3 separate regions of the Homo sapiens genome follow, and regions 2 and 3 are each linked to region 1. The links are chromatin contacts, found by Hi-C or POLR2A ChIA-PET in ENCODE. All regions are on one chromosome and are shown on one strand. The core of a region is the stretch at or near the end of the contact, and the rest is flanking DNA. Distances in the headings are between cores, read along the strand shown.

Evidence for each region. Hi-C counts contacts between places; a loop is a spot of excess contacts on that map. ChIA-PET counts read pairs that join two places held with the same protein, here RNA polymerase II (POLR2A). Pooled maps may share reads with other maps.
Region 2: a loop to region 1 is called in a pooled map, with 2.2 times the contacts of the local background. The contact joins two enhancer-like sites. A Hi-C loop is called at or near these places in 1 of 50 pooled maps. POLR2A ChIA-PET finds 5 or more read pairs at or near these places in 2 of 52 experiments (B cell and WTC11).
Region 3: a pooled map shows a loop between it and region 1 (2.4-fold over the local background). The contact joins two enhancer-like sites. A Hi-C loop is called at or near these places in 4 of 50 pooled maps. POLR2A ChIA-PET finds 5 or more read pairs at or near these places in 7 of 52 experiments (A549, H1, HEK293 and 4 more).

The regions. Positions count from the first base shown.
Region 1 is chr17:41,737,893-41,741,368 of GRCh38, reverse strand. No RefSeq gene overlaps it. Among named protein-coding and RNA genes, the nearest start is that of HAP1, 5.0 kb to the right of the region's middle. Within about 2 kb of position 1,553, at least 7 of the 41 ENCODE cell types and tissues checked have a DNase peak (open chromatin) inside an H3K27ac peak, as active enhancers do; they include PC-9, where a contact is called at or near this core.
Region 2 is chr17:41,647,090-41,650,565 of GRCh38, reverse strand. LOC124904004 (a long non-coding RNA gene) reads left to right here. Exons shown (of 2, transcript XR_007065756.1): 2 at 1,652-3,289. Among named protein-coding and RNA genes, the nearest start is that of KRT17, 24 kb to the right of the region's middle. RefSeq lists enhancers at 1,916-2,025, 2,424-2,583, 2,614-2,763, 2,316-3,191. Within about 2 kb of position 1,770, at least 22 of the 41 ENCODE cell types and tissues checked have a DNase peak (open chromatin) inside an H3K27ac peak, as active enhancers do.
Region 3 is chr17:41,664,346-41,667,821 of GRCh38, reverse strand. No RefSeq gene overlaps it. Among named protein-coding and RNA genes, the nearest start is that of EIF1, 23 kb to the left of the region's middle. RefSeq lists enhancers at 332-561, 1,432-1,561, 1,982-2,071, 1,592-2,109, 2,110-2,629 and a silencer at 1,622-1,861. Within about 2 kb of position 1,786, at least 39 of the 41 ENCODE cell types and tissues checked have a DNase peak (open chromatin) inside an H3K27ac peak, as active enhancers do; they include PC-9, where a contact is called at or near this core.

The DNA.
Region 1 (3,476 bases), core at 304-2,803:
CCACCGCGCCCGGCCAGGAGTCCAGGTTTATGGTGAAAACTCAGTCTTTCTTATTTTGAAGACTGGAACCAGTCAGGATGATTCTGTTATTTCGGATTTATGTCAGAGTACAAGTGTTTCCCTCTGAGCCCATCAAGCATGGGCCAAGGCAGGCTCAGATACTAAAAGCTGGGCACAGAAGCCCTTCTTGCTTTTGCCCCAGTGTGTGGAAGGCTGAGGTAGAGGGAAGCACATTGGATCTGGGAGGCAGGGACCCAGATCCAGCCAGGTTAGATCAGGGGAGGCTCCCAAGACTGGGTGGCGTCTGAGCTGAGGCTTGAAGAAGGAAGAGCGGACATAGCGTCTGCAAAAGGCACTTGGTATTTGTCCTTCCTTTATCTCCATCCTCTGGCAGGATTCCTCCAGAGGCCATGGGGCAGATGCCCACGGTGGGCATCTAATTTATAAGACCTAACAGTTGGCTCATAAGTAGTATTATGTGGAAGCAAACCCAGTGAGCACAGGCACCCCTGGGTACGGGAGAGGGAGGGTCGCCCAGCTTCTTCTCTGAACTGGGAGGCCGTGGACAGCACATGGGCTGTTGGTAAGACAAGCCTTTGTGATCTTCCCTCCCTGATACTTCCTGGCTGTGTGGCCTTGGATAAGTTGCTTGACCTCTCTGGGCTTCTGTTTTTCATCTATAACACAGCAGTATTTTTTTCCTTCCAGTGATGATAAAATGAAATATATCCAAAATCCATACGGCACCTAGTCAGGTCTCAGTGAATGTGTATTTATTCCTCTGTCTCTATCCCCAATCCCACAAATTGTCCCTGGAAGGGCTCAGAGCCTGGACATGGACGCAGGGATGAGAGGGAATTGCTGACTCTGGGGACAGAGGTCAGGGAGCGAAGGGCTCCTTGGTGTTATCCCTGAGCCTGGAGGTAGCTCAGGGAGGCCAAAGGGCCAGAACATCCTTCTAGGCTCGCCACCACCTGGTATTGCCTGTCCAGCAGGCTGGACGCAGCTGACGGTCCTGCCCTCCTCACAGAGGGTGCTGTGGTCCCCCCACTCCCAGCTGCTTCCCGTGGAGCTTCCCAGGTCAGGGCACTGCCGACCTGCTGGACCCAGCTCCATATCAGGCCAGCCCAGGCCTCCTGCTCTGGTCCCTGGGGAAAGGAGCGGGGCTGGGCTGAGGGCTCTAGGGAAGAAGTGGGCACCTGGCTGTGCCAAGGCTCACTCCCTGGGGATCTGTGGCTCACATCCTGGCCGGTCTCCATCCTCTCCCACAGGTGCCCCTGGAGGGTTCCTGGTGGCGCTCACCTGTGCCAGGGGATGTGGAGCCCTGGTTTGGGAGTCCAGAGTCCTAGGATCTCACCCTTACCGGAAGTCACTTCCCCAGGGCGATTACCACTCCCACCATCCATACCCAGAGAATCCACTGATGTGTTCATTCAACAAATATTTATTGGATGCCTCATTAGAGTCCTGAGAATACAAAAGTGAGCAAAACAGATACTGCTCTCATTGTTACTAAATAGATCATCTTGTCAATGACATCATCTTACCCTGTGAGCGGACAGAGTCGGGAGAGAATGCCAGGGGAGGGGAGGACACAGAGAGGCCTGATCTGGCACAGGATACCTAACACAGGTGAGCCCCACCAGGGAGGGCTTCTCAGAGGAGGAGTCAGACATCAGAACCAAGAGCAGGAGTGAGCCTGTGTGGGAGGCGGGGCCTTCCTCCAGGATAGGAGCCCCCAGGTGGGGAAGAACTTCAGAGTGGGGGTCAGTACTCTCCACCTGAGGTCCCAGCCACCTCAGCCCCTTGCCCTCGTCCCCGGCACTTGCTCTCTGTCCTTTCTCTCCTTGCCTCTCTCCCTTTCGGTCCTGGCCAGCAGCGGGGCCATGGAAGACAGCAGGCAGAGGGCTCAGACCCCCAGCTGCCCCCAGCACCTCGTTACCTCCTTGTTCCAGGCCAGAGGGGCTCAGTGGCCCAGGAGTTGGGCTGGGCTCTTTAAGAAGAGGAGAAAAGTTAAAGGGAGCCAGGTGTGGTGGCTCATGCCTATAATCCCAGCACTTTGGGAGGCCGAGGCTAGATGGATCACTTGAGGTCCGGAGTTCAAGACCAACCTGGGCAAAATGGTGAAACCCCGTCTCTACTAAAAATACAAAAATTAGATGGGTATGGTGGCATGTGCCTGTAGTCCCAGCTACTCGGGAGGCTAAGGCAGGAGAATTGCTTGAACCCAGGAGGCGGAGGCTGCAGTGAGCTGAGATCATGCCACTGATCTCCAGCCTGGGCGACAGAGTGAGACTCCCTCTCAAAAAAACAAAAAGAAAAGTTAAAGGGGAACCTCTGAGGGCCTAGGCCCTCAAGTCCCCCATTCTCTGCTGATGTAAGGAGGGACTGTACCTGGGTTCTGGGGTGGGGGTGAGGGCTATGGCGGCCACTGCCTGGTTCTGGAGGGGAAGGCCTGGATCAGAGATGGGGGAGGGCCCCCGAAAGGCCTGCAGGAGACAGCAGGACTGCGGCGGGGGTGAGGAGGTCTCCCCTGTTCCTAGTTCAGGGTGCCCCTCCACCCTGCTCCCCTGCAGAAAGTAACCCCGGTGCCTGTCCCCCCCAGGTCCCTGGCACCGACCCTTAGGGGCTCTTTCTATTACCTACCCTGTTCCAGGTGTTTTTTTTCCCAGGGTCAGGCCAGGGGAGGGGGCAGGAGGAGGGGCCTGAGCCACCTGTGTGCTGCCCAGGGCTGGGCACTGGAGTGAATGTGCCCCAGGTTCAGGGGGTGTGCACAATTAGGTGGTGGGTGGTCTGGCTTTGCAGCCTGGCAAGTCTTCTGCACCCTCCCATCCTCTTTCGGATCCAGGAGGGTCCATGGATGCACACTGGGAGGGAGGACAGGAGGCCAAGGGTCTTTGCTGTGTCTGATTTCTCCCCCTAGATGAGAAGCAGGAGAGGGAGGGGGTGGTTGACAGAGGAAAACCACTTGAGAGGCCTGGATCAGAGACTACCCCCAGTCTCCTGGACAGCCCTAGGCTGTCGAAAGGCAGATATCTGTCAGCCAGGCCAAAATGCTTACTTCCAGAATGACGGGCCCTGAGCCCTGGTTTCTCCATTTGTAAAATGGAGTCTCTGTCCCTACTCCACTTTCTGTGGGGCGACTGAGCCTGTAGGTGAGGAAGCCACGTGGGGAGGTATACGGGCTGACACTGCCCTCTGGTGGCCGTAGCCAGAGTTGCTGGCTGCCAGTGCGCTGACCTAGAGGGTGTGGTCAGCTGGGGGAGCTTTCAGGGTCTCCTAACTTCATCTCTGTCTTCTCCATCCCACTGCCTCTGCCTTCTTCCCCGTCAAACTCTCCAGGGGTTTCCCAGGGCTTCTTCCTCATGGGGCCAGAAACAATTTAATTCAGCAGGAGTGTAATAGGCTTCTTCTGTATGCCCTGTTCTGTGCTTGGTGGTTGGGGCTGCAGAGATGTCCAAGGCACAGAGAGACAG
Region 2 (3,476 bases), core at 521-3,020, 91 kb after region 1:
GTGTAAGGTGTGTACCCGTGAGAGGTTGTGTGAATGTGAAAGTTTGCGCGTGTGTCCATGAGTGGGTGACAGTGTGGACATGAGTCTATGAGTGTGAGTGTGAGTATGGGGAAGTTTGTGAGTATGGGGAAGTTTGTGAGCATGTGCTGGTGTGTGTGAGTCTGGGAATGTCAGTGTATGTGTGTGAATGTACATGTGAGCGGCACGTGAATGGGTATGAGTCTTTGAGTGTGTGTCAGCCTGTGAGCATGTGCCTGTGTGTGAATCTGGGAGTGTGAGTGTGTGTATGAGCTGTGTGTGAACGTGTGTGTGAGTCTTTGTGTGTGCATGTGTCTGAGAGTGTCAATGTGTGTGTGAATGTGTGTATATGAGTCTTTGAGTGTGTATCTGTGAGCATGCGCCTGTGTGTGAATCTGGGAGTGTGTGTGTGAGCTGTGTGTGAACGTGTGTGTGTGAGTCTTTGTGTGTGCGCATGTCTGAGAGTGTCAATGTGTGTGTGTGGATGTGCCTGTGAGCTATGTGTGAATGTGTATATAGGAGTCTTTGAGTGTGTGTGTATCGATCTGTGAGCATGCGCCTGTGTGTGAATCTGGGAGTGTGAGTGTGCATGTGAACTGTGTGTGAATGTGTGTATATGAGTCTTTGAGTGTGTGTCAGCCTGTGAGCATGTGCCTGTGTGTGAATTTGAGAGTGTAAATGTTCGTATGAGCTGTGTGTGAATGTACGTGTATCAGTCTGTGTGTGTCTGAGAGTCTCAATGTGTGTGTGTATGTGCATGTGAGCTATGTGTGAACGTGTGTGTATGAGTCTTTGAGCATGTGTGTGTCAACCTGTGAGCATGCACCTGTGTATGAATCTGGAAGTGTGTGTGTGTGTGTGTGAGCTGCGTGTCGATGTGTGGCTTATCCTGCAGGAGTGCTGACCCGGGACTCCGGGCGGTAAAGAAGCCTGGGTCCAGGCTCTCCCCTTCCCCAAAGCCACAGGCAACCCCAGAGACACTCAGAGCCCTCTGCATTCTGGGGGTTCTGGGGGCGATCTGGGGAGCTTGTAGGCTCACTTTGCTCCACTGAGCGATGAGTGGTCTTTCCACATTCTAGAGAGGGCTCGGAGGCCTTTATTTTGAAAAGAGTAATACTGAATAGATTCAAAATAATATTTACAAAATATGTGTAGGATTTAAGAATGAAGGCACTGCCGGGCGCTGTGGCTCACGCCAGTAATCCCAGCACTTTGGGAGGCCGAGGTGGGCGGATCACCTGAGGTCAGGAGTTCGAGACCAGCCTGGCCAACATGGTGAAACCCTGTCTCTACTAAAAATACAAAAATTAGCCGGGCGTGGTGGCAGGCGCCTGTAATCCCAGCTACTTGGGAGGCTGAGGCAGGAGAATCGCTTGAACCCAGGAGGTGGAGGTTGCAGTGAGCCGAGATCACCCCATTTCACTCCAGCCTGGGCGACAAGAGTGAAACTCGACCTCAAAAAAAAAAAAAAAAAAAAAAAAGAAAAAAACAAAAAAAGAATAAAAGCACAACAAACATCCGTGAATCCACTGCCCAATTTTGGACATTTTAGCTTCGATGTGCGCCTCGCGCTCTGCCCGCAGTGTAACCGCTAGCCTGGATTTGGGATTTGATTCCTTGCTTTCCTTTACAGATTTGAAGTCCTTCCCCCAGGCCCTGGACGGGGAAACTCAGGACTCCTCTCCGGGTAGAGTCTGGCAGCAGTCGGGCCAGAACAGCTCAGTGCTGCCCTCTGGGGGCGAGGCCGCGGCTTCCTCCTGCTCAGCCCCAGCCTGGGTTGGAAGGAGCCCACCCAGCTAAGCGTGGCGAGACCCGACAGAGGGGTGGGCGCAGTCACTGCCCACACACCTGCAAGGCACGCCTGGACGCACATCCGCATGTGGCCATGCACAGGTGTGCACACGGACTTTACCCTCGTTCGTTTGTATTATGTCCCCCGTTGGTGTCACACCCCGCGTGGGAAGCCCAGAAGCCGCTGCCGCTCCTCAGGAGTTGACAGGAGGGAGAGGTCCCCGCGGGTGGAGCGTGTCTGCTCCAGGGACCCTCAGACTCGGGGCCGGGCAAGCTGGAGGGAAGGCTGGTTTTGGGGTTAGCAGTTTATTAACAGAGGGACTTGAGCGGGTGGGCGTGGGGGAGGGACACGTGCCAAAGGCAGGGAAGGGCTTTTTTGAGATGGAGGGATGGGGGATAGGGGGTGATACACAGCGCAGGCCAGCTTCAGAAGGGAATGTTGTGTCCATGCGCCTGGAGGCAGAGGCATGGACACACGGCCCAGCCGGGGCCTGGTGCTCTGGCTGTTAAGGGACTAGAGACGGTGAAGCTGAAGATGGCGAGGAGGAGCCAGGACCCTGGGGGAGAAGGAGTAGTTTGCAGAGCGCAGGTGGAGGATGGGTCTCCAGGGTCCCTGCATTCCTCCCGCGGCCTCGCGGGCTCCTCTCGGGACTGCAGCGCAGAGGCGCCACCCAAGATGGCCAGCAGAGGGCGCTCCTGCTACAGATTTGGGGATCCCGGGCGGCCGGAGCGTGTCCCCGTTTAACAGGGCATGAGCCTTGGAAGGCGGCTGGGCCTGGGGTCTCCATGGGGAGCACTAGAGCCTGCCCCTTGGGAGCCACCGAGCACAAGAATGAGGAGAGACGACCTCATGAGGTGGGAACCCCACAGGGTTCCATGCATCCTTTTCTGCTGCTGCCGGGTCAGGCATTTGTCTGGTCAATGCTTCCATCCTTTTGTCCCAAGGTGGTGCCTTTTAAATCACCCCCGGAGATGTGACTGGCCCGCCTAACCTGCCCTGGAGGTCTTCCTCCAGGCCAGGGGTCTGTTAGGGCCAGCTAGCCTTTCTAGAAAGTTCCCTGGGTTCTAGCCCCTGCAGCTTCCCTGGTGGCCCCTTGCTCCTGCTTCCTGTCCCTGCCTCTGGGAGGAGGACTTGCTTGTCTGGTCTCCTTCCTCACCCTGCCTCATCCAAGGAGGCTTCTCCATCGCTGCCGGTGCATCCTGCAGTTCTGAGGACCAGACGCACCCTTGGTCTTCTGCCGTAAAGAGTTACGGGCGTTCACGCAGCTGGCGGGTGAACACTGCCAGGTCCCCTGCTTGGCTTGAGGTGTGGCAGCCGCCATCAACTACTGGGGGAGGCGACTAGGGAGGAGAAAATCCCTTCGGTTGTGAATTCTGCCTTCCACCTCCCAGCATCTCCACCTGGACAGAGGGACCACACACTCAAGCCATTTACTCATTGATTTTTAAATTAAATTAAATTAAATTTATTTTAAAATTATTAAATTTTAATTATATATTTATTTGTAATTATATTTAAATAATTAAATCTGTTTATAATATAAAATTATAAAATTTAATTTATAAATTTTAAATTATTTAAAATAAATTAAAATTTATTTTATTTTATTATTATTTTTTGAGACAGAGTTTCGCTTTTGTTGCCCAGGCTGGAGTGCAATGGTGTG
Region 3 (3,476 bases), core at 537-3,036, 74 kb after region 1:
GCCTCCTCCTGTTCTCCTTCCTTCCTAATTGCTCTGAAACCTCACCCATTTGCCCCCGTTCCCCAGCTATCATGCTCTTTTCCTGGACAGACTTCTGGTCAAGCTGCTGGCTTGCTCAAAGACCTTTGTTGGCCGCGTGGCCTAAAGGGTTAAGTGAAACCTCCTACCTGGGCACTGGAGGACCTGGCCATGCTGCTCTCCCCTTCACAGTTGACCTAGACTTGGGACAAGCTGGATTCCTGAGAATCCGTGTTTCCTGCCCCTGTGCCTTTGCTCAGGCTGGTCTCTCCGCCTGGAGCGCCTTCCTTCATCTCTGTTTGCCCCAGCCCCGCCTGCCCTGTAAGGCCCAGTCTCGACACGGCTTTGCTGCAGGAGGGCTTTCTCGATGTGCTTCGGGGCAGGCTGCCTCCACCTTTTGGAACCTTTTGCACGATCTTCTATTTTGGGCGGTATCTGGCGCCGAGTTGAGTGTTGGATCATGTCATTTGAAGGCCATCCTACCGAACTGTAAGCTCTTTCAGGGCACGGGCTGCGTCTTGTCCCTTTCTATGTCCCTTGTAGCCTCAGCATGGGGCCCGGTTTCACTCAACCCAAGGGTGACCCGGCATTTCAGGTTCAATGCAGAGCGGCCTGACAGGCACACTTCCTGCAATGGCCACAGGATGGCAGCACAGACCGGGTTTCGGCACCTAGGCGCGCCTCCCGCACCCACCGCACTATTCAACGTTTCTCGACCCTAGTGGAGTACCCGGTCCCCTGGAGATGTTGTGCAGGAGGGTCCCCTCTCTAGGGCTGGGGGCTTTAGGGCTGGGGAAGAGGCACCAGGGGCAGAGCCTCTGGACCCCACCTGGAGTCCTGTAGTGAGTGCGTTTCCTCCCCTTCCCAGCGGCCCCTTTTCCAAGAGAGAACTTGCGGAGGGGGGAGGGGGTGGGGGGTGAGGAAGGAGCACTAGGGAGGGAGTCGGCGGGTTTGGGTCCTGGTTCTGTGCTGCGGTCCTGGGCAGGTGTGGTGTGTAACGGGAAAGGGCCTGTCACAAAGCGTGGCAAATGTGCTCGTGGCAGATGCCCACGAACGTTTGTCTCCCTGTCCTCTGGCCTCCACCTCCCCTGCAATTTTCCCAAAGGCAAAATGATGGGTTGGACAAACGATAGGAAATGTAGCCACGTTCGCTGCGCATGGGGCAAGGTGGGGGTGGGGGTGGGGTTTCCGGGGCACCAGATCGCTCTGCTCCCATCTCAAGGCCCCTGCTTCTGGAGGCAGGGTTAGCTCCACGTAGGCAGAGGAAACACCCCGGGTTTCTTAGGATTCTTGCTGTGTGACCTTGGGAAGTCCCCGCACGCCTCTGGCTGCAGCTGCCGCCTGTGAAAGAAGGGGCTGCACTTCCTGGATGGTGGAAGGTTGCTAAGGTAACCACAAAGTGCCCGCTCAGCAGCAGCTGCCGTCATCATCATAGTTATTATTATTAGGGTTTCGTCCTGTGCCAGCATTTGACAATTCTAACCCCACCTGGAGGCCTGCTAAGAGAGCAGGCGAGGGCTGGTGATCATTTAGGGATGCCTAAAATGTTTGCAGGGGGAGCAGGAGAGAGGAAGGACAAAGGATGTTCATGAGGGTCAAAGACCTGGGTTTGGGGCTTCTCGGGGCGAGGGGGTGCGGAGGGAGGGCCCCAGATCGCGCCTTCTCCCTTTAGGTCTGGTCCCGGGGTGGCGGCGCGCGTGCGCAGGAGGAGGCCGTGGGCCCGGCCAGCAGAGGGCGCCGCGAGCACCACGCCCGGGCTTAGCTGTGCGGGGCTCCGCCTTGCTGCGCAGTGGGCAAGCCGGTCTGGCTGCGATGGGGGAGGGCTACGCTGGGGAGCTGCGGGTAAGGGCAGCTGTCACCGTTTTCAGTTGTTGGTCGGTGTCCTGTGTGGCATTGTGGGTTTGCCTGTAACCACCACATGTTCATTCATTTAACTAGCACGATCAAGCACCCACAAGTTTCAGCCACTGCTGGGAGTAAAGAGGGGAACGAGGTGCATGCCCGGAGAACCCGCACCCACCATCCAGGTGACAGAGGTCAGCCCAGGGCTGGGGGAGCTTGGAGGAGGAGCCGCCTACCTGGAGAGAACAGGCGAGGCAGACAGAAGGCAGGAAGCACAGAGAGCCCGCTCGCAGCTTGGCAATGTGGGGAGCTGAACAGAGCAAGAACTGTTTGGGGCCATGCTCTCGAACACTGGCCCAGGGCCGGCGATGTCGAAGCCATGATGAATCCAAGGCTAAACTACAGCAGACACAACGGCTGTCCCTAAGGGGGTTATAATTGCGTGCGTGCGTGCGTGTGTGTGTGTGTGGGTGTGTGTGTGTTGGGGGGGGCGCTGGGGGTGGGAGGCTGGGGCGTGTAGGCAAATACCAGGACTGGAAAAAGTAGAGTCCTAGGATCTCGACCCTCCTAGGCCGGCGGGGGTGTCTTGCTGCCTCCCTGTGAAGGTAGATGGGCTGCATGGGGGAAGGAGGGCCAGGTATGTGAGTGGGGGAGTGGACAGAGGGGTGGGGTAGGAACCAAGGGCAGCAGGGAGTCCAGGTGGGAGCAGTTGGGACGGGGATGGAGCAGACAGTCTGGTGGGAGAGTGAGGGGTGGGGGGGACAGTGGGGAGAGGGTGGCAAAGACTGCTTGAGCCTCTGAGCCTCAGTTAACTCAGAGGAGGTTGGCATAACACAGAGGGCAGTAAGGACAGGGACAATGGGAAAAAAAAAATAAAGTGAAGACCATCTTGGTTCCATTATGAGGAGTAGAGTGCCTGGATCAAGGAGGTGATGATGGTTCCATGTGTCCTGGGTAGGTCAGAGAGCAGGACCTGAGAGCATTAGAACTGGTGGCAGCCTTTCAGGCCATCTTATCTGATTCCTTTCTTTTATATATAGGGAAACTGAGGCTCAGAGAAGGGAAGGAAAGGCTACTCCCCCCAGAACAGAGTTCAGCTCTTAATAGCACTTTTTTTTTTTTTTTTGAGATAGCATCTTGCTCTGTTGCCCTGGCTGGATTGCAGTGGCTCAGTCATGGTTCACTGCAGCCTTGACCTCCTGGGCTCAAGTGATCCTCCTGCATCAGCCTCCTGAGTAGCTGAGCCTACAGATGCATGCCACCATGACCGGCTAATTTTTAATTTTTTTGTAAAGGTGGGCGGTGGGGGCGGTCTCCCTATGTTGCCCAGGCTGGTCTCAAACTCCTAGGCTCTAGCGATCCTACAGCCTCAGTCTCCCAAAGTGCCAGGATTACAGGCTCAAGCTGCCGTGCCCCATCCTGGTGGCACATTTTAAAATGCAGAACACTGACTGATAGGATCTTTTCTGGAAAAGGTCAGCTGGGGATAAACCATGTCATTGTCACCACCTCTGTTATCACCACTGAGTACCTAATGTGTACTAAGCACTTCCCAACACTATCCCTCTTACATGTGCAGCCCTGAAGTCAGAGGAGAAAATGGAAGTTCAGAGAGG